Regions from separate parts of the Homo sapiens genome. Here region 1 is linked to region 2. Evidence: chromatin loops called from intact Hi-C (ENCODE). Cell type or tissue: dorsolateral prefrontal cortex. All regions are shown on one strand. Links, peaks and the distances in the headings refer to the core of each region. The heading gives the core; the rest is flanking DNA.

Evidence for each region. A loop is a pair of places that touch in the nucleus more often than their neighbours do. Peaks named below come from ENCODE experiments on the same cell type or tissue, not always from the same donor. Only the 100,000 strongest peaks of a DNase experiment are listed, where the experiment ranks them.
Region 1: it touches region 2 in a loop (3-fold over the local background); 5 of 110 quality-filtered maps call a loop at or near these places.

What each region holds. Positions count from the first base shown.
Region 1 is chr1:228,948,307-228,959,136 of GRCh38, reverse strand. LOC105373143 (a long non-coding RNA gene) reads right to left here and starts at 10,495. Exons shown (of 3, transcript XR_949234.2): 1 at 10,355-10,495. LOC124904539 (a long non-coding RNA gene) reads left to right here and starts at 9,322. Exons shown (of 3, transcript XR_007066920.1): 1 at 9,322-9,555; 2 at 10,404-10,516. RefSeq lists an enhancer at 1,048-1,908. In dorsolateral prefrontal cortex, for the core only: no CTCF peak of the experiment used is centred there; a DNase peak (open chromatin) is centred at 5,126; H3K27ac peaks cover 2,229 bases.
Region 2 is chr1:228,897,712-228,908,541 of GRCh38, reverse strand. No RefSeq gene overlaps it. Among named protein-coding and RNA genes, the nearest start is that of RHOU, 170 kb to the right of the region's middle. RefSeq lists a silencer at 5,166-5,460 and enhancers at 8,299-8,954, 9,529-9,778. In dorsolateral prefrontal cortex, for the core only: no CTCF peak of the experiment used is centred there; DNase peaks (open chromatin) are centred at 5,341 and 8,257; H3K4me3 peaks cover 1,093 bases; H3K27ac peaks cover 5,364 bases.

The sequences.
Region 1 (10,830 bases), core at 899-8,898, 51 kb before region 2:
TTCTAATCTTTTGTTCCTCTCTCACCCCACACCCTCTTCCCCCAAGTGCAAGAAGGGACTCTGGAATTTTCTTATCTGAGAAGAAGATAAGTGATTAAAAGCCACAAATGCACCCAGATAGATTTTATTTGTTCTTCTGAGGACAGCTCCGATAGATTGCCTGGGAGGCTTTCTACATAATAAGACCACCTCTGTTCACAGTGCAGTTCTGCCCCTCACTTTCCTGTAACTTGCAGGTCCCATTCAGTTTCCTAAGAATATTTACAAGATAATATCTGCCTCCCAAGTCCTCTCAATTCCCCTAAAAATTATTTGCAATCCCGTAAATTGCTTTCATTTTCCCCATCTCCCTCTCTTCTATGAAGAGAGTATATAAGCCTCAACCATCTGGCCCTTCTTTGAGTCTTGTACTTGTGTGACTCTCGTGTCCATGTGCACATTAATACATTTGTGCATCTTATTTTCTGTTAATATATTTCTTATAAATTCATTTCAACAGATTTAGACTTGAACTTTCAGAGGGAAAGTCTCGACTTCCCTGTAGGAGGGTTTCTGTCCACGTGTGTCTTCTGAGCTTAAGCAGCACATGAATTCAGTAACTAGCATCTACCAAAGACTTTATTCTCCAAACAAAATGAAATAGATTTCTAGTTCGAAAGAAAGCAGCAGGTATACATGGAAGGAGAGAGGAACAGGAAAAGGGAGACTCATTATACTCAAAGAAGTTTACTCCTGTCTTTTATGGGAGGCCGTGAGGCAGCAGGAACCTGACCTCCCTTGCTGACTGTCAGTGATATCACTAGACAAGTTCCAGTAAACACAACTGACCATGCGGCATTCTTCATTACTGACAATTTGCAATTATACTTTGTACATCCCAGCAAGGGGTTTGGCCTTGTCCTTTTCCTAGTCTTGGTTAGGCATTCCTCCTTGTGGGATAATATGACATTCTGGGCAGTACATTTCTCGGGGATTATTGTATTTTTCAGGTCTTTGGCCTAATGCTTGAGAACATCAACTTAAGTCATGAATAATGGACCTGAAATGTATTCTCCGTGGGCACCCACTGCTTAGGAGCTTCAGAACTTGCCCCGGTCCTCGAATGCAGTATTTCTCAGTTCCCACCATCCAGTTGGACCTAAATAAAACCATCCCTTAACCTAGGAAGCACATGTACATTTTGTTTTGTAGGTGGGAGAAGAGCACACTACTGGAAAAATCTGAAATCATTTAGGCTGTCAGGACAAGGAACTAAGGAAACAGAACTCCAAACTTAATGAGCATTTTCTTGGCCACCACAGCAAAGAGCTAGCCGAGGATCGGGTAACTGTCACCTGTGCAGCGCTTAAGCAGATCTTCAGTTTCCAGAATGGGAAAGTCCCCAGAGAGTCCTGAGGCTGCCAACACCACTGCGAAGATTGGTTCCAACTGGGGCTTAGAGGATCAAACAAAAGCTTCTTTCCTCCCAGTGGCACTGATGCGTCGTGCCTTCTCTGAAATTCTCCTGTCAGCTTCCAGAGAGACTCCAAGTCATGGTGCAAGGGTGAGGATAGAAAACTAGTACAGGCCCCAGCTGGTAGCACCAAGGGAAGAGGTTGAACACTACTGTCTAGAGCATGGACTCAGCCCTGGCCATCGCATTCAAATTCTGTGATCTTTGAAAGTTACTTACACTTTTTGCACTTTAGTTGTCTCATTTGTAAAGTGGGGAAGACAATGCCTTTTTAAAAATTATGTTATCATGAAGAATAAATAACCTTATACATACGAAGTAGTCAGCAAACCCTGGCCCATAGCGTAACCGCCCAGTGGGTTCACTTTGCCCACTGCTTAGATAGAGCCGATTTATCAAGACAGGGGAAATGCAATAGAGAAAGAGTAATTCATGCAGAACTGGCTGTGTGGAAGACCAGAGTTTTATTATTACTCAAATCAGTCTTCCCGAGCATTCCGGAATCAGAATTTTTAAGGACATCTTGGTGGATGTGGGGAGGCCAGTGAGCCAGGAGTGCTGATTGGTCAGGTCAGAGATGAAATCATCGGGAGTCAAAGCTGTCTTCTTGCCCTGAGTCAGTTCCTGGGTTGGAGCCACAAGATCAGATGAGCCAGTTTATCGATCTGGGTGGTGCCAGCTAATCCATCAAGTGAAGCATCTGCAAAATATCTCTGCAAAACAGCTCAAGCACTGATTTTAGGAATAGTTTAAGGAGGGTCAGAATCTTCCGGTGGCATGACTCCTAAACCATAATTTCTAATCTTGTGGCTAATTTGTTAGTCCTACAAAGGGAATCTAGTCCCCAGGCAAGAGGAAGGTTGATTTTTGTGAAAGAGCTATTATCGTCTTTGTTTTAAACACTAAACTATAAACTAAGTTTCTCCCAAAGTTAGTTCAGCCTGCATCCAGGAACGAGCAAGGATAGCTTGGAGGTTAGAAGCAAGACGGAGTTGGTTAGGTCAGATCTCTTTCATTGCCTCAGTTACAATTTTGCAATGGCAGTTTCAATAGTAAGTGTCAGGCCTCTGAGCCCAAGCTAAGCCATCATATCCCCTGTGACCTGCCACGCGTACATCCAGATGGCCTGAAGCAACTGAAGATCCACAAAATAAGTGAAAATAGCCTTAACTGATGACATTCCACCATTGTGATTTGTTTCTGCCCCACTCTAACTGATCAATGTACTTTGTGATTTTCTCCACCCTTAAAAAGATTGTTTGTAATCTCCCCCACCCTTAAGAAGATTCTTTGTAATGCTCCCCACCCTTGAGAATGTACTTTGTGAGATCCACCCCCTGCCCACAAAACATTGCTCCTAACTCCACCGCCTATCCCCAAACCTACAAGAACTAATGATAATCCCACCATGCTTGCTGAGTCTCTTTTTGGACTCAGCCCGCCTGCACACAGGTGAAATAAACAGCCTTGTGTCTCACACAAAGCCTATTTGGTGGTCTCTTCATATGGACACATGAGACAGTAAGTGGCTTAGTAAATAATAGCTATTAGTAATACTGCAGCATCAAAACAAGAAACTGTAAAACATGTTAGAGTCACAGAAGCATTGGATCTTAGACTGGAATAAATCTTAATGGTCATCTAGTTCATCTCAGTCCAAAACTCCCTGGCCCTTTAGAAGAGTGTTGCTGCCCTTGCCCACTCAGCACTGCTCAGGCCTTTTTCTTTCTAATCTGCCAACTCCTCCACATGCCTGGGATAAAACCACAGGCTTGGACCATCCTACTCAAGCTTGAGGAGATAACCCTTTTGCAAGCAGAGAGTGTGACTCACATGGCTTTATGTACCCTGGCTTCTCCAGAATTATTACATGTGCAGTCTTTATCACATTGCAGGAGTTCAGACTATGACTCCCCTAAAATGTGCTTCTTTCGCATAAGGATTATTTGAGCTGATTATTTTCAGAAACTTTAGACACAGGAGAAACTGTAAAAATAGTGCAGCAGTTACCCTTTGGTAGAGACCTTACATGTATAAAGAAGATCTCCATTTGTAAGGGTGTCTCCCTGTCTGTACAAGGAAGAAAAGAATGACTCTAAGTTACTGAGTCTTACCAATGGAGAAGGCACTGACTTAAATTTACATAACAAACCTTACCCTTGTTTACTGAGTTTTTCCTTGTAACTTCCCCATTATTGGCCCCCCAATGCCTTTCTGTCTTAGTCCATTTTCTATTGCTTATAACATAATGCCTGAAACTAGGTACTTTAAAGAGTTAATATTACTAAAATTTCAATACTACTCAATGTGATCAGACTCAATGCAATTCTGATCAAGATGTCAATGACCTTCTTCACAGAAATAGAAAAAATAATCCTGAAACTTGCATGGAACCACAAAAGACCCTGAATAGCAAAAAAATAAATAAAAAGTTCTAAGCAAAAAAAAAAAGCTGGAGGCATCACATTATCTAACTTCAAAATATACTATAAAGTTGTAGTAATCAAAACAGCATGGTATTGACATTAAAACAGACACATAGACCAATGGAATAGCATAAAGAACCCGAAAATAAATCTATGCATTTACAGCCAACATTTTTGACAAGGGTGCCAAGAGCATACATTGGGGAATGTATGCTATCTCTCACCATACACAGAAATAAAAACAAAATGGATTACAGACTTAAATCTAAGACCTGGAACTAAAAAACTGCTAGAAGAAAACATTGGAGAAACACTCCAGGACACTGGTATGGGCAAATAATTTTTGAGTAAGACCTCAAAAGCACAGGCAATGAAAACAAAAACAGACAGATGGATTTCATCAAGCTAAGAAGCTTCTGCACAGCAAAGAAAACAATCAAAAAAGTGAAGATGTTACCAACAGCAAATCCATACAGGTCTCCAGCAACCTCAGTTCTTACCTCCTCAGAAGAAAGAATTCAGTGGAGGGGTATAGGCAGAAGGAGAGACTAAAGCATGTTTTAGAGCAGGAGTGAAAGTTTATTGAGAAGTTTTAGGGCAGGAATGAAAAGAAGTACAGTATACTTGGAAGAGGGCCAAGCAGGTGACTTGAGAGATCAAGTGCACCGTTTGACTTTTTCACTTGGGGTTTTATACGTTGGCATGCTTCAGGGGTGTTGTGCTGCTTCTCCCCTGATTCTTCCCTTGGAGTGGGCTGTCTGTATGCACAGTGGCCTGCCAGCACCTGGGAGGGGCCACATACACAGTGTGTTTACTAGAGTTGTATACATGCTCACTTGAGGTGTTTTTCCCTTAACCAGTTGAATGTTCCTAGAGGAAGGTCATATACCCATTAAACTCTGCCATTTTGTCTCTTTGTGCACATGCTTGAGCCCACTCATCCAACTCCTGAGATCTTATTGTTACTGGGGGGTCCTTGCTCCCAGAGCTCCCAACATGGTGGCGGGCCACTTCCAAGATGGTGACAGGCCACTTCCAAGATGGTGGCAAGCCTCGTGTTCTCTGATCTGGGTTTCTTTGCCTCACGGATTCCAAGGAATGGAATATTGGGCCATGCAGTGAGTGTTATAGCTCTATTAGAAGCTGTGGGTCACAGAAGAGAACCGTGGAACCCAGTGACTAGTGTTCAGCTCGATTAGGATGAATCTGGGCACTTAGCCATGCAGGAACAATGGCAAGCCTTTAGCCCGATCGGGAGCAGCAATGGGCGCCTCACTGAATCAGGAGCACAGCAGACACCCTGCCAGATCCAGAGGGATGGAAGTTAGTGGCTGGTCTATGATGGCGGCAAACAGCAGTGGTGGATGGCGAGCAAAAGCTCAGCTCAAGCCGTAACAAACACGGACCAGAAGAGAGTGCAGTTGCAAGATTTAACAGAGTGAAAACAGAGCTCCCATACAAAGGGAGGGGACCCGAAGAGGTTAGCCATTGCTGGCTTGAATGCCTGGGTTTATATCCTGATCATTTATCTCCCTCTGTGCTCTCAGGCAATAGATGATTGGCTATTTCTTTATTTCCTGTTTTTGCCTAATTAGCATTTTAGTGAGCTCTTTTTACTATCTGACTGGTCAGGTGTGAGCTAAGTTGCAAGCCCGGTGTTTAAAGGTGGATGTGGTGACCTTCCCAGCTAGGCTTAGGAATTCTTAGTCGGCCTAGGAAATCCAGCTAGTCCTGTCTCTCATTATCAGGAAGCTGCTATCACTAATTTGAGGTTTTTTCTATCTATTGAGAGACTGCCTTTCCCTGGAGCTGGCTGTGACCAAGTATTTTAGACAGACAGTTAACAACCGCCTGACCATCACCTGTTGATCACCTGACATTCCTGGTTGCGGGGGGCCTTCTCCTGCCCTGCTCATGTATGACTAGCTACCTACTGTAACAAAGAGACAAACCACAGAATGGGAGAAAATATTTGCAAACTAGCCATGTGACCAGGGAGTAATAACAAGAATATATAAGGAACTCAAACAACTCAATAGCAAAATCAGTAAACAATCCAATTTCAAACCAGGTGAAAGATCTGAATAGACTTTTCTCAAAAGAGGCCATGCAAATGGCCAATAGGTATGTGTAAAATGCTCAACATCATTAATTTAACCACCAGAGAAATGAAAGCCAAAACCACAGTGAGATATCATCTCATCTCAGTTAAAATGGCTTTTATCAAAGATAGAAACAACAAATGCTGGTGATATTGTGGAGAAAGGGAACCCTTCGTACACTGGTGATAGGAATATAAATCAGCACAATCATTATGAAAAAGTATATGGAGGTGCCTCAAAAAACTAAAAATAGAACTACCATATGACCCAGCAATCCCACAGCTGGGTTATTTATCCAAATGAAAGGAAATCAATGTATCGAGGAGATATCTGCACCCTCATGTTTATTGCAGCACTATTCATGATAGCCAAAATATGGACTTAACCCAAGTGCGCATCAATGGATGAATGGTTAAAGAAAACTTGGTGTATATACACAATAGGATATTATTCAGTCCTAAAATAGAATAAAATCTCATCATTTACAGCGACAGAGACGAACTTATGTCAAGTAGAATAAGCCAAGCCCAGAAAGTCAAACACCACATGTTCTACTCATATGTGGGAGCTAACAAAGCGGATCTCATGAAGATAGAGAGTAGATTGGTGGATACCGGAGGCCAGAGTAGAGGGGAGAAGTGGATAGAGGATGATTGATAGAAAAAATACAGTTACAAGAAATAAGACCTAATGTTCAATAAATCAGTACAGTGACTATAGTAAACAACAATTCATTGTATATTTCAAAATAGCTAGTAGAGAATAATTCAAATGTTCCCAGAGTACAGAAAAGATAAATGTTTAAGGTAGTGGATGTTCCGATTACCCTAATCTGATTATTACACATTATACATATGTATCAAAAGATCACATGTAACCCCAAAATATATACATCTCTTATGTCTCAATTTTAAAAAAGAATGAAATTTATTTTTTACAGTCATGGAGACTGGAAAGCTCAAGGTCAGAGGGCTGCATCTGGTGAGGACCTTCTTTCTAGGAGAGGTCTCTGAGGCATCCCAAGGAGGCACAGAGCATCACATGGCAAGGGGGCTGAGCTTGCTCATGTGCTAGCTAGCCCAGGTCTCTCTTCCTCTTCTTGTAAAGCTACCAGTTCCCCTACCATAATAACCCATTAATCTATTAATACATGAATGGGCTAACCCATTCATTAGGGCGGAACTCTCATGATCCAATCACTTCTTAAAGGCCCCGCCTCTCATACTGCCACACTGAGGACAAAGGGTCAACATGAGTTTTGGAGTGTTTCATGCGTGTCCGTGTGAAGAGACCACCAAACAGGATTTGTGTGAGCAACATGGCTGTTTATTTCACCTGGGCGCAGGCGGGCTGAGTCCAAAAGGAGAGTCAGTGAAGGGAGATAGGAGTGGGGCCGTTTTATAGGATTTGGGAAGGTAATGGAAAATTACAGTCAAAGGGGGTTGTTCTCTGGTGGGCAGGGGTGGGGGTCACAATGTGCTCAGTGGGGGAGCTTCTGAGCCAGGAGAAGAAAATTCACAATGGTGGAATGTCATCAGTTAAGGTGGGGCAGGGCCTTTTCACTTCTTTTATGATTCTTCAGTTCAGGCCATCTGGGCATATACGTGCAAGTCACAGGGGATGCGATGGCTTGGCTTGGGCTCAGAGGCCTGACATTCCTGCCTTCTTATATTAATAAGAAAAATAAAACAAAATAGTGTTGAAGTGTTGGGGTGGCAAAAATTTTTGGGGGGTGGTATGGAGAGAGAATGGGCGATGTTTCTCAGGGCTGCTTCAAGTGGGATTAGGGGCGGCGTGGGAACTTAGAGTGGGAGAGATTAAGCTGAAGGGAGGTCTTGTGGTAAGGGGTGATATTGTGGGTTGTTAGAAGAAACATTTGTCGTATAGAATGATTGGTGATGGCCTGGATACGGTTTTGTATGAATTGAAAAACTAAATGGAATAAGAGAAGGAGAAAAGCAGGTATAAAAGGACTAAGAATTGGGAGGACCTAGGACATCTAATTAGAGAGTGCCTAAGGAGGTTCAGCATAGTCCTGCCAGCAAAGATTATTTATTTACTTCAAGAGTTAAGAGTGGCAGTTTGGGGATAGCACGGGGAGATATCATCTGTGATGGCTTGGAGAAACAGTGTAAACCGGCAGTGTAAACAAGAGCAGGGCATGTATGAGTAGTTGAGAATGGTGAATAGGAGTATGACTAGACAGAAGATAGTAGGGATGACAAGTTATTTGGGGGCACAGTCTAAGTTGGTCTGGTGTCTGGAATGAGATTGGGGCCTAATAAAAAGGAGCGTCTATACAGGAGTTTAAATGGGCTGTACCTTGTAGCATTTTGAGGACAGGTCTGACTTCTGAGAAGGGAAAGTGATAAAAGTATTGTCCAGTCCTTTTTAAGTTGGTGGCTGAGTTTGGTGAGGTGTGTTTTTAATAGACCATTAGTCTGTCACTGAATACTAAGAGCCTGAAAAAATGCTTGGCTGATTTGACTAATAAAGGCTGGTCTGTTATCAGACTACATAGAGGTGGGAAGGCTAAACTAAGGAATTGTGTCTGACAGAAGGGAAGAAATGACTGCGGTGGCCTTCTCAGACCCTGTAGGAAACGCCTCTACCTATCTAGTGAAGGTGTCTACTTAGACTAAGAGGTATTTTAGTTTTTGTGACTCAGGGCATGTTGAGTAAAGCTAATTTGCCAGTCCTGGGCGGGGGCAAATCCTTGAGCTTGATGTGTAGGGAAGGGAGGGGGCCTGAATAATCCTTGAGGAGTAGTAGAATAGCAGATAGAATAGCAGATGGAACACTGAGAAGTTATTTCCTTGAGGATAGATTTCTACGATGGAAAGGAAATGAAAGGTTCTAAGAGGCAGGCTAGTGGCTTGTACTATAGCATAGCCTGCCTTTGCTGGTGTGTGGTGATCAGGCCTGGTGGAACTGGCATCAATAAATCAAGCGTGATCAGGGTGAGAAACAGGGAAGAAGGAAATGTAGGGAAATAGGATGAACATCAGGTGGATCAGAGAGATGCAGTCATGAGGGTCAGGTGTGGTATCTGGAATAATGTGGGAGGCCGGATTGAAGTCTGGGGCAGGAACAGTGGTAACTGTGGGACTTAACAAAGAGTGAGTACAGCTGAAGGAGCTGGGGAGCAGAAATTATATGCGTCAGGTATGAGGAAGAAAATAGACTTTGGAAGTTATGAGAACTGTAGAGAGTGAGTTGAGCATAGTTTGTGATTTTGAGGGCCTCTAAAAGTATTAAAGCAGCGGCAGCCACTGCACGCAGACATGAGGGCGAGGCTAAAACAGTAAGGTCAAGTTGTTTCGACAGAAAGCCTACAGGGTGCGGTCCTGGCTCTTGTGTAAGAATTCTGACTGCACTAACCATGCCTAGGAAGGAAAGGAGTTGTTGTTTTGTAAAGGATTGAGGTTTGGAAGATTAATCGGACACGGTCAGCAGGGAGAGCACTTGTGTTTTTATGAGAATTATGCCGAGATAGGTAACAGATGAGGATGAAATTTGGGCTTGACTGAAGTAATGGGGGCTGTCTGTGAAGCCCTGTGGCAGTACAGCCCAGGTAATTTGCTGAGCCTAATGGGTGTCAGGGTCAGTCTAAGTGAAAGCAAAGAGAGGCTTGGATGAAGGGTGCAAAGGAATAGTAAAGAAAGCATGTGTGAGACCCAGAACAAAATAATGGGTAGTAGAGTGAGGTATTGAGGATAGGAGAGTATATGGGTTTGGCACCACGGGGTGGATAGGCAAAACAATTTGGTTGATAAGGCTAAGATTCTGAACTAACTCGTAAGCCTTGTCCAGTTTTAGGACAGGTAAAATAGGGGAATGGTAAGGAGAGTTCATAGGCTTTAAAAGGCCATGCTGTAGCAGGCGAGTGATAACAGGCTTTAATCATTTTAAAGAGTGCTGTGGGATGGGATCTTGGCATTGAGCGGGGTAAGGGGGATTAGGTTTTAATGAGATAGTAAGGGGTGCATGATCGGTCGCCAAGGAGGGAGGAGAGGTATCTTATACTTGTGGGTTAAGGTGGGGGGATTCAAGAGGAGAATACAAAGGAGGCTTTGGATTGGGAAAAAGGGTGGCAATGAGATGCAGCTGTAGTCCAGGAATAGTCAGGGAAGCAGATACTTTAGTTAAAGTGTCTCATCCTAATAAGGGAACTGGGCAGGTGGGGATAACTAAAAAGGAGTGCTTAAAAGAGTATTGTCTAAGTTGGCACCAGAGTTGGGGAGTTTTAAGAGGTTTAGAAGCCTGGCCGTCAATACCCACAACAGTTATGGAGGCAAGGGAAACAGGCCCTTGAAAAGAAGGTAATGTGGAGTGGGTAGCCTCCGTATTGATTAAGAAGGGGACGGACTTACCCTCCACTCTGAGAGTTACCCGAAGCTCGGCATCTGTAATTGTCTACAGGGCTTCCAAGGCGATCGGGCAGCGTCAGTCTTCAGCCGCTAAGCTGAGAAGATCTGGGAAGGAGTCAGAGAGCCTTGGGCCAGAGTTCCAGGGGCTTTGGAAGTGGCTACCAGGTGAGTTGAACAGTCTGATTTTCAGTGGGGTCCCGCACAGATGGGACACGCCTTAGGAGGAATCCCAGGCTGCGGGCATTCCTTGGCCCGGTGGCCAGATTTTTGGCACTTGTAGCAAGCTCCTGGGGGAGGAGATTCTGGAGGAACGCCTGACCGCTGCGGTTCAGGTGTTTGGAAGTTCTTGTGTGCTGGAGATGTGGCTGGGGTTTGTCTCACAGTGGAGGCAAGGAATTGCAAATTTTTTCTATTATTGTACACCTTGAAGGTGAGGTTAATTAAGTCCTGTTGTGGGGTTTGAGGGCCAGATTGTAATT
Region 2 (10,830 bases), core at 1,531-9,530:
CTCACTTTCCACCTGTACGAGGCTGCAGGTAAGGTTCTCTTGGTGATCATCAGAGCAAAGGAAAAATATCAGAAAAACAATAACAGCCCCTAAGGAGTTGTGATCACAAGGTGACTCTCATAAGGATGTGCATCATAGCCTCACATCACCTGGGTGGTACAGGAAACCTTTAATTATGAATTTATTTTAAAGTAGTCCCAGGCTGGTAGTGCCTTCAGGTGTCTGGGAGAATGAATCCCAAATTCTATTATGGATAAATAGTTTCTCAACATCGGCCTATAAATACTTTTACAAGGACAATGAGCAGTACACAGTCAAAAATAACCAAGCACACAAGGAAACAATTCATCATAGACAAAAACAACTGAAAGAATAAACAGAACAAATATTCCTCTAATACTTAGATATGGGAATTATCAGACAAAGTCAAACTGATGCTTACCATGTTTAAAGAAATAAAACAGGCTTAAAAATAGTGGCAGATAACAGGAATCTATAAAAAGTGACCTAGTATATTTTTACAAAAACAAATAGAACTTCTAGAAATAAAAATACAGTATCTAAAAGTTAAAATTCCTTTGGTGGGTTTAATAGCAAATTAACACAGCTAAAGAGAAAATTATCATATTTCATAAGATCCGAGACAGTATTGATTATAAGATGCACTGTTATTTTATGAACACTAAGAAAGAAAACAATGTTGTCAATTAAACTGTGGCACAATGCTTTTTTATTAGAAATTTTAGTTTGCGCTTACTGAAAGAGCTCTTTTAGACTTATATTTTTAAACTCTGTGCCTAAATAGAACCCTTATGCAGACATAAAAGGGAAAATATGATTAAAATGAACTGGTTTAAAATGTTCCTAAAACTTCTTCACAGGCAGAGTCTGATTCTTCCAAGTCATTTTTAACTCAAAGTTTCATTTGTGTTTTTTCCTTGCTGTTGAGATGCAGCACTTCTCACAGTGCCCCATGACTGTTTCCAGGATCTTCCAGGGCCCTTATCCCCATTCTGTGAGGTTTGATTCTGGTGCTTTTGTGGCCCTGCCAGACATGGCCAATTAATAAAAGGTTTTCCGCTGAAATGCAATTCCATGAAAAGGTTTTGGATATTAACTAGGGCTCACTTCTATCCTTCCCCAAACTGTGCGTGTTTGTTGACTGAAATATCAAAGAACTGCAGTGGTCCAATCCTGCTGCCACAAGTAACAACCATGTTCATCTCTGGGCAGACGATGACTGTGATTTTAAAACAACATCAGTTGTAAGACACAGCGCTATTTCAGTATGTTAAAGTGTGAAAAATATATACAGTTGGCCCTCGGTATCCACAGGGGATTGGTTCCAGGACCCTCTCAGATACAAACTCTGCAGATGCTTACGTCCCTTATATAAATGGCATAGTATTTGCATGTAACCTGCACACATCCTCCCATATGCTTTAAATTATCTTAGATTACTTCTCATACCTAATACAATGTAAATGCTATGTAAATAGCTAGCATATGGTAGTACTTTCTTTGCATTATTTTTAATTGTTGTGTTGTTATTTTATTTATTTACTTAGAATATTTTCATTTGTGGTTGGTTGAACCCACAGAGGCTGAACCCATTGATATGGAGGACTGACTGTAGATATCTCAAATGGGTAAAGAATGGTAGATGAAGACCTGCTCCCAAATATTTGGTGTCTCTTTATTTCTACTGCTGCCAGTCTAAGGGGCTTTCAACCCTTTCTGTTTTATGATTCCACCTCCCCAGCCTCACTTCCCCTGCTCTTCCAGTTCTGGGCTGCCCCCAGGTGCTCAGAGTTCTTGGTAGCCCTCCTCACTCCACCCTGACCTCCTCTGTTGCTCCTCTCGCCACCGGCTCCTAGCCCTCTGCTGTTGGCACTGCCTGGGCATAGCCCTCTTACTCCATGCAGTCAGACTCTCCTGAGGCCAGGTCTTCCCGGGGTGCTTATTAGATGAAGACCTTGTGGAGCTTCATTCGCTCTTTGGTACTGAAGGCAAGCTTTAATGCACAGACGAACATTTTATCAAGTGGTAGTCACGAACTGAGTGCCTTTTGGCCAATAAATGTTTGTTACATTTCTGCTCTTGGGGCCTGTGAGAAGAGTTCCTAAAAGGATCATGCAGAGAGAGCTGAGACACTCACTTTGTCCCTGTCCTCTGGGAACATTCATCAGAGCGCGCACTCAGCCATGAGAACAGGGCATGACCACATGAAGGGGTTTCGTGAAGTTCTTGAGCAATGTTTGAGACAGTGTGTTTAAATTTTAATATTATATTCGGCAGGTCTGGTCAAAAAGATTCATAATAGCATTTCAACTATAATTTCCCCCCCTTGCAATTCATACAGCCTTCAATTTTTCACCATAGGATAGCTTATCTTTTCATCTTTTCAGGGAAATAGGATCCCACACACCAGACTGTTTGTATAGAATTATGCAATACAGCCCTCATAAATTTTGAGAAATTTGCTTTTACATATCATTTACATATTGTTTCTATCCAAATGAAGTTACTAAAGATTTCTATTCATCCTTAGGGAAGGGAAGCATGGTTTTTCCATTGGCCAGTCTTCCTAGAGAATGAAAAGTTATTTGCAAACCCTTCCCCTGCAGCAGCCACAACCCCAAAGCAGCTTCCTTAGCCATGAACGCGCTTGGAGTTTGATGGAGTGACATGAATGAAAGGCTTAAGGTTTGTGTATTAGTTGTCTACTGCTGCTGCAACACATTCCTCAAACCTGGTGGCCTCAACAATACAAATTTATTATCTTACAGCTCTGGAGGTCAGAAGTCTGACACAGTTCTCATTGGGTAATAGTCAAAGTTTTGATCAGGCTGCATTCCTTTTGGAGGCTCTAGGGGAGAATTCTTCTTTCTCTCTTCCAGTTTCTTTTTTTTCTTTTTTTTCTTTTTTTTTTTTTTTTTGAGACAGACTCTTGCTCTGTCACCCAGGCTGGAGTGCAGTGCTGTGATCTCTGTCTTGCTGCAACCTCTGCCTCCTGGGTTCAAGCTATTCTTCTGCCTCAGCCTCCTGAGTAGCAGGGACTACAGGTGCCTGCCACCATGCCCTGCTAATTTTTATACTTTTAGTAGAGATGGGGTTTTGCCATGTTGGCCAAGCTGGTCTTGAACTCCTGACCTCAGGTGATCCACCTGCCTCGGCCTCCCAAAGTGCTGGGATTACAGGCATGAGCCACCGTGCCTGGCTGCCCTCTTCCAGTTTCTAAAGGCTGTCCCCTTCCTTAGTTCTGAACACATTCCTCTATCTTCAAAGCCAGCAATGCTGCATCTCTCTGATCATTCTTCTGTATCACATCTCCCTTCTGCCTTCCTCATCTACTTTTAAGAACCCTTGTTCTTGAACAAGGACATTGGTCCTACCTGGATAGTCTAAGATAATCTCCCTACCTTAAGGTCAGTTTATTAGCAACCTTAATTCCATCTGCAACCTTAATTCCCCTTTGCCATGTAACATAACATAGTCACAGGTTCTAGAGATTTGGGCACAGATATCTTTGGGGAGCATTATTCTGCCTACCACAGTCTGGATAAGGTGAGAACTGGCCAGATCATGGAGAGAACAGCAACCTCAGAACTGCTTTCTGACCCAAATACAACACATAGGGAATGGCTGTGAGACAATTCCCCCTAGGGATATTTGCTGACCATAGAGAACCTATATAAGCGACAGTGGTTATCTGTCTCCATGTATACGATGTCCAGACCCTACTGGTCCCCCAGGATATTTCATCTCAAACAGACATATCCAGCTCAGTGTGTTTCATACTTTCAGCATAGTTTAAAATGTGGGGAAGAATTCCTCCTGGAACTCAAAGGGGATAAATGTTGGGGGATTAGTGAGAATTTCTGAAATTGGGAAAGTTAAAAGTTGGCAAACTCCTTTATTATTCACATTAGGCTTCAACTTAGCAACTTACCAAGATTGCCTTGGGCCTCCATGCCATCCTATTCACTGTGAAGTGAGCATGGCCAATCTGGTTTATTTATTTTTTAGGGGCAGGGAGGGTCTCATTCTGTCATGAGGTTGGAGTGCAGTGGCCCATTCATAGTTGCTGCAGCCTTAACCTCCTGGGCTCAAGTGATCCTCCCACCTCAGCCTCCCTGGTAGTTGGGACCACAGTCATGCACCGCCACGCCTGGGTAATTTTTAAATTTTTTGTAGAGATGGGGTTTTCACTGTGCTGACCAGGCTGTTCTCAAACTCCTGGGCTCAAGTGATCCTCCCACCTCGGCCTCCCAAAGTGCTGAAATTACAGGTGTGAGCCACCAAACCCCGCTCTAAACCATTTTATACTCTGATTCATCAGCATTGAGTTGCACAGAATACAATACACTCTCGCTAGTTTAAGCGGAGAAGAAATATTGAGGGTGTGAAATAGTTTACAGAATCATTGGGAGAGCAGAGGAAACAGATTTGAGGCTAAGCTTCTAGGAATTACATCCAAAGCCACATTGCAGGACTGGTGGCCAAAGTCACCAAAGTCACCACAGTCCCCACAGTCCCCACAGCTCCTGCTGCTCTGAGGAGGCTGCCTGCTGAATCAGGAAGCCGCGACTAGCACTGCAGTCTGCAGAGCTGCGCAGGGAAAGCTGCCTCCAAGGAATCGAAGCACTGTTCCTGTAGCTGCTCACTGCATGGAACAGTGATCTTTCTGCAACAGTCCCACACCTGCAAAACTGGAAGTCTTGTGTCCCGCCTCTTGTTTGGCTTAACTCTGCTCTGAAATCAACCCTTCCAGGAGGGAATTTGCTTGGCAGATACTAATCACATCTGGAGCCTTGGGCCTGGGAAACATAGGGTTTAGCTCTCCAGGCTCTGGGTGAAGGAAAGGAGAGTGTTGGGATAGATAGTGAGGAATCAGCCCAGGGCGCCCACCATTGTCAGTGAGACAGTGGGGAAGAGTTAGCACCCGAAGCCCCCAAGCCCACTGTGGAAAGTGATTTCACCTGCGTGAGGATCACCAGAACAGAGTCTGAAACAGGGCTCCCCAGAGCATGTCGCATCTTCCTCCTCCTTCTTCATATCTTTCTTTTTTTAAACAAAATTTCCTGGGCTTGTGTGGTTCAGTGTTTGGGTTGACTTTTGTTTCAGCTGAACTAGTTGACTTATTCTGGCTTTGTGGCTGCGCCAGTGAAATATGTACATATTTTGCCTGTGTACGGCTATCTTTTCCTGTTTTCCTTCAGGGATTATACATCAGCACAGAGTCCATGGCACTGCTCCAGATAAAACAGCGCGGCAGAATCATCACCACTGGCAGAGCTCTCTGGTTGACTCATGAGGATTGGGAATAAATGACCAAATATAAACAGTGGAGTGGTGCCAACTGAGGCTCCCTTGTAGCAAACGGTCCCCTGTGGCATGTGAAAAAGAGGCCGGGAAAAGCCCAGCTGTGGGCACCATGCCACTGACTGCCGCTAATTTACTGCCATGACTACTCCAGGGCACCCTGATTTCTGCTTTTCAGAAACCTTTTGTGCATTGTTTTTTCCACTATCCCCATTTGGTTGACTAACCTGTAAGGCACTGGCTCCCTCAGCCAGTCAGGGCTTAGGCCTGTTTTGTCACACTGCAAATCCCTCACTGGCTGGTTGGTAGCCGTGAGAGAGGACGCATTGATATTCCTAACCAAGTCTTGCTGGCCTTTAGCTTCCACGTGCTTACCTGCAAAATCCTCAGCTTATCTGGTGTAATCAAGATAAAAAATAAATGATCGATCGACCGATCGATAGATAGATAGATACATACATACATACATATTTAAATGCATAGATGAGATTGGTAGATAGATGATAAATAGATGAAAGATAGAGATAGATATGATAGGATAGGTAGGTAGATAGACAGTCAATAGGTAGGTTGACAGACACACAGAGAGAGACATGTAGATGTCACAGCACCGGCCATTGAAGGAGCCTGAACAACCTCACACATGCACAGCACCAGGCCCCTCTCCTTCTTCTCTGGCTCCTTACAGGATCTTCTGTCCAGAAGCTGCTGGAGGCATCAGTGGTTGCCCTCCATGGTTAGCACCCTGCCGGGGGGTGGGGGACATCTCCTGAAACTGAAGAACCCCCATGGCACTGAATGACACAAACTTCCCTTCTAGTCTCCCAGCCCAGGGTGGCACTGTGTCCTGTGCAAAAGTGAGGAGGATGCCCCTTTTCCCAACTCTGTCACTCTTTCTCATCTGAGCCTTAAAGAGTCGTGGCATACTCTCAGAGTGTAACACAGACCTTCCTGAAAACAACCCACTTTACGCTACCTGTAGTCTCTTTCTCCAAGACACTGGCCACAATCCCAGGGCCACATGTAAGCTCTCAGCCCAGGGTACTGGCCCCCAAATCTTTCTCTATCAGCACTCCTCCCCATCAGCACTGGCCACTCAGCCTGTGGGTGTATATGCATGTGTGTGCTGGGTATTGAGTGTGTGTATGTGCTGTGTTGAGCGTGTGCATGCATGTACATGCAGGGAAGCACAGTGTAGGCTAAGCTGAGACCCCTCATTTACTTAGGTGGGAGGATACTAAGAGATCTAAATACACACATCAATAGCAGGGGCTCTGCAGACACTCAGCAAGCTGGGAGTGGCCACCTGGAGGCTGTGTGGAAGGGGCCCCGAGGAAGAGCTCACCTTAGAAGATAACGCTTAGTCTCTGGTCCCTGCCAAATGACACTGTTACACTCCTAAGTTCCCTGCTCTCCAGGACATATTCTGAATACCAAATAAGACCCATGAGGCATGGTAGCTCAAACCGCAGGTTCCAGCGTGTCAAGTGTGTTTCCAGGACCAGCTGACCCTGCTCCAGTGAGAGGTTACCAAAGGCCTCTCAATATACAGGACCACCCACATCACTGCAGACCCCGCCAATATGCCAGAGCACTGATCACTTGATCTGAACAGAAAAGAGTGGCAGCCTAGGAGGGGCTGACGCTGAGTCAAGCTCGCACCCATTGAGAACATTCTTCTTCCCAAGTATTCCCTGCAATGACAGTGTAAGAAAGCTGGGATGCAGATAGAAATACTTGGTCTAGCAGTTTGGGTTTTTGCATTTTTCTGTAAGATTGCATTAAAGTGTGACATGGGTCCATGGACCAAGGAAAAGTTTTGGATTCAGTGGACTAAGCCTCATAATGTTATTAGGGCTACTAATGGGTGACGTTACAGTCTCTTCCTGCCACCTGCAGAGGCCCCAGATGGACCCATCCCTTCTAATGCACAGCTCTCCACACCCAACCTGTGGGCCTAGTTACAGTTGTGTGGTGGGGCCGACCCTCCACCCACACCCTGGTGGCCGCAGCAGTGAAGAGGGCTACAGCTTCCATGGGTGGGTGGCAAGATCTCATACCAGTCCCATGAGAAAGCTAAGATGCTTTATAAATGCTGCAAACTGTCAGCCCGCAAGTGAGTGCTTAATGCCAGAAAGCATACAGAAAGTCAAAGCAAACGTCTCTCAACCCTGTTTTTCGGTTGGGTTTTATTGTTTGTTCTTTGTGGCTGGGTGGGAGACTGGGGTAGAAAAAAAAATCCATGATTCTTTTTGAACCTGCCTTGTGTCCTTTTAAGAAGTAGCTTCTACCAGCAGCTGGTTTTGGTTTTTTGGTTTTTTTCCAGAGAGAAATGTGAGGGAGGACTGTGTTAGGAGCAAAATGTTCGTATCCACTTGCAGCAGCCTCTTGGTGCATTTCGGGAAACGGTATGTGCTGCCTGGATGCCTGGGGTTCTTTAGAATGAGCACATATTTATGTTAAGGAGGAAAAAAAACACTTGTATTTTCAACCTCAAAGATGATTTTTTAAAAGTCAAAACAACTCACATCCTAGGCTGCCAGAATGCTTGCTTTCTGCGCTCACTTCTAGTCCCAAATACATTTGTGTAGCTCATTATATGCTGACTGGAACTGTAGTTTGTAGTGAGAGCCAAGCAGCACTCTCATTCCAGCTCGTTTCTCATCAGGAGAGTGGTCTTTTATCACTTCAGGAAGCTGGAAAAGGCTCTCTCCCATGGCCATGCTGTTAGATAATGATCTCACCAACCCTAAGTAAAAGCAGAGGGTTTTTCACCCCGTAAAAGCCCTAGGCCAAGGCAAATCCCCACCCCACGCCCAGACTCAGCCCCATCAGACACAGGAGAGCTGGCCAGAGGATGGCCCCCCAGAGGCCTCGGGTCTTTGTGTAAATGAGTCCGCCCCACCCACCTACGCTGCCCTGGAGTATTTTCGATGACACCGTGGAGCAATGACTGCATCTCTTTGAGATCACATGAAGAGTTGTACTTAACAACAGCTCGGGAGGTCGGGGAGAAGCCACATGATGCAGCTGCTTTGAAAGCAGAAAGAAGATGGGCTCACGGTCGGGCTGGTGGCCAGCGGTGCTGGATAATGACTCCTCTGCCTGTCCCTCTGGCTGAAGCTGAGGAGAGTGAGCCCGTGCACCTGAAGACCCTCAGTTCCTTGTTTTCTCTCTTCCATATTTTCCAAGTCTTGCACAAAAAGCACATTCTTTCCCTCTCACCCCTGAATCTGCCTGTGTTCTGGGTGATGGAGGATCCCAGACTGGTTCACCCTATGGGGACAGATGGACCACAAAATGACTTCCGAGCCCACTAAGTTGATGGGCTTGTGGGGGCTGTGCCTTCTCACCCTCATTTGTCGGGCTCCATCGGTGAACATCTGGAAGCTTCTTCTTGACCTCTGCAAGCCACTCGCACTCGCCCCCAAACTCCTGTCTCAGGGCCTTGGCACTTGCCCTTCCTCTCCTCCTCTGCCCAGCCAGCCTCTCCCAGAGATCTGTGAGGCCTGTGCCTGCTGATGCTGCCTGGTGGTGAGGCCGCCCGCCATCCTGCCCCTCCCTACCACTTACCACCGCCGAAAAGACTCCAAGGGTCATTCATCTTTGCGGCTGTTATCTGTTTTTGTGTTACGGAAACCCAGCCTCCCCACCCAGACAGCAGTCTCCACAAGGAAAGAGATTCGGGTCTGTTCTCTTCTTCTGCTGTATCCTCAGCCACCAGGAAGCATAGCAGACACTTGGTGAATACCCACTTTTGCAGAGTAGAAATAACAATTGTGTATTTTGCTTTTTCATGTCACCTTCTATTACGTTATTTCTTCTGTTATCACATAAGCATGGACTGCTTTACAAATCAGAAAACAAACAAGCAAACCCATAAACATGCATTTTAAAATCTCAGGAGGCAGGCCAGGGGCAGTGGCTTACACCTGTAATCTCAGCATTTTGGGAGGCTGAGGCAGTTGGATCGCAGAGCCCCCTCTCATGCTTTGCGGGAGCAGAGCCACGTGTAGGTCAAGAGCCCTTCGAGAATGTGATGAAGTATTATTACAGATATTCTTCCCAGAAAACGTGTGCTCATGCCCATACAGAGAACATTTTTACACAACTCGAAGGAAGTCCCAGGTTCCCTCATGCCCCACAAATTAAGAACCCTGGGTTGAGATGAGTGACCCCTCTCACCTCACCTCATCCTTCCTGCACAAAGCTACTTCAGGGTTGTCAGGGATTCCAGTAAAATAGTGCTTCTCTCCACGTGTTGGACCCGGCAACCACGGCTCATGCCACGGCCTCCGTTCCTCACTAAGGCAAACTTCGCACCTGCTTCTGCCAAATGGGGCGGCCAGGGTCAGCTGTGCAGGGCCCCAGCCATGGGAAGTGGAGATAAGGAGGTGGTTAAAGGCAGCACAGACAGCAGGGCCTGCAGGAGCAGCTCAAAGAACTGTCCAGGCCAGCCTGAGAGGCCTACCTGTTACCACAGCCCCAGTGTTTATAAAAGGCCCGGTTGTTCCTCTTTTCTGGGGCTCTTTGAGTCATATGTGTTCTTAAAATACCAGTCTCAACCCATGAGCTGAGGTGGCCTGAATGAGACTTGGTTCCTCTCAACAAAAAGAGTCCAGATGGCACAATGTTGGGAGTCCATCCCTGGGAGCCGAGGCTGCTGACCAGGAGGGTCACTCTGGAAAAGAGAGAGTCTGGTGGCAAAGCTGCGTCAGGCGCTGGCCCACCCTTCTCACTACTCGTTCCCCTCCCAGCTGAGCTGCTAGGCTGGCTGAGCTCTGAGCTCCTTGTGGCTTTCAAATGCCATGTTTGACGAGAAGTTCATTCCAGGTGAGTTCCTGAGATTCCCAGATGAAAGGAACAAAGCAAAAATAAATAAATAAAAATATAAAGCAAAATAAGTTATTTGTTTGCCTTTTTGCCATTCTCCAGCCTGATACCACTGAGAGTAGCTTCCCCATTTCCAAAGTCCTACAACCCAATGCTGTAATCTTGGCTGCACCCCTCATCTCAGGTATTCCTGCTTCCCCAGCCCTTCCCTTCGCCGTGTCTTTTGCCGGCCTGGTGGAGCCACATCTGGAGGGGCAACCCTGAGCCCTCTGACCCGGACTGCCCAGAACAGCCGGCGACACTGGTAGACGCGGATCTGGTTTTTCTTAATCACGGCCCTCAACAGAATCCACAGACTTTCCTGGAAGCCACAGGGCAGTCTTCAGCCCCAGCTCCCATCTCTTCCCTCCACATCTAGGTGTCTTCTGTTTACAGAGAAGGAGCCATGATGAAAGATGGCTTTGACCCATTTGAAGACTTTCAGCCAGAAAATGTGCTTTGTACTAGGAGCTGGAGGAACGGCATTGCCACCACACCATACCCCTTCTTGATGGAATAGCCACAGCCAGAAACCTCCCTCTGTCCCTTCCCACATGGTGAGTGGCTCTGGGAACTGGGCTGAAGAGAGGGTTGGGTGAGAGGTTACAGGGAAGGAATCCTGGCTCTTCCTCT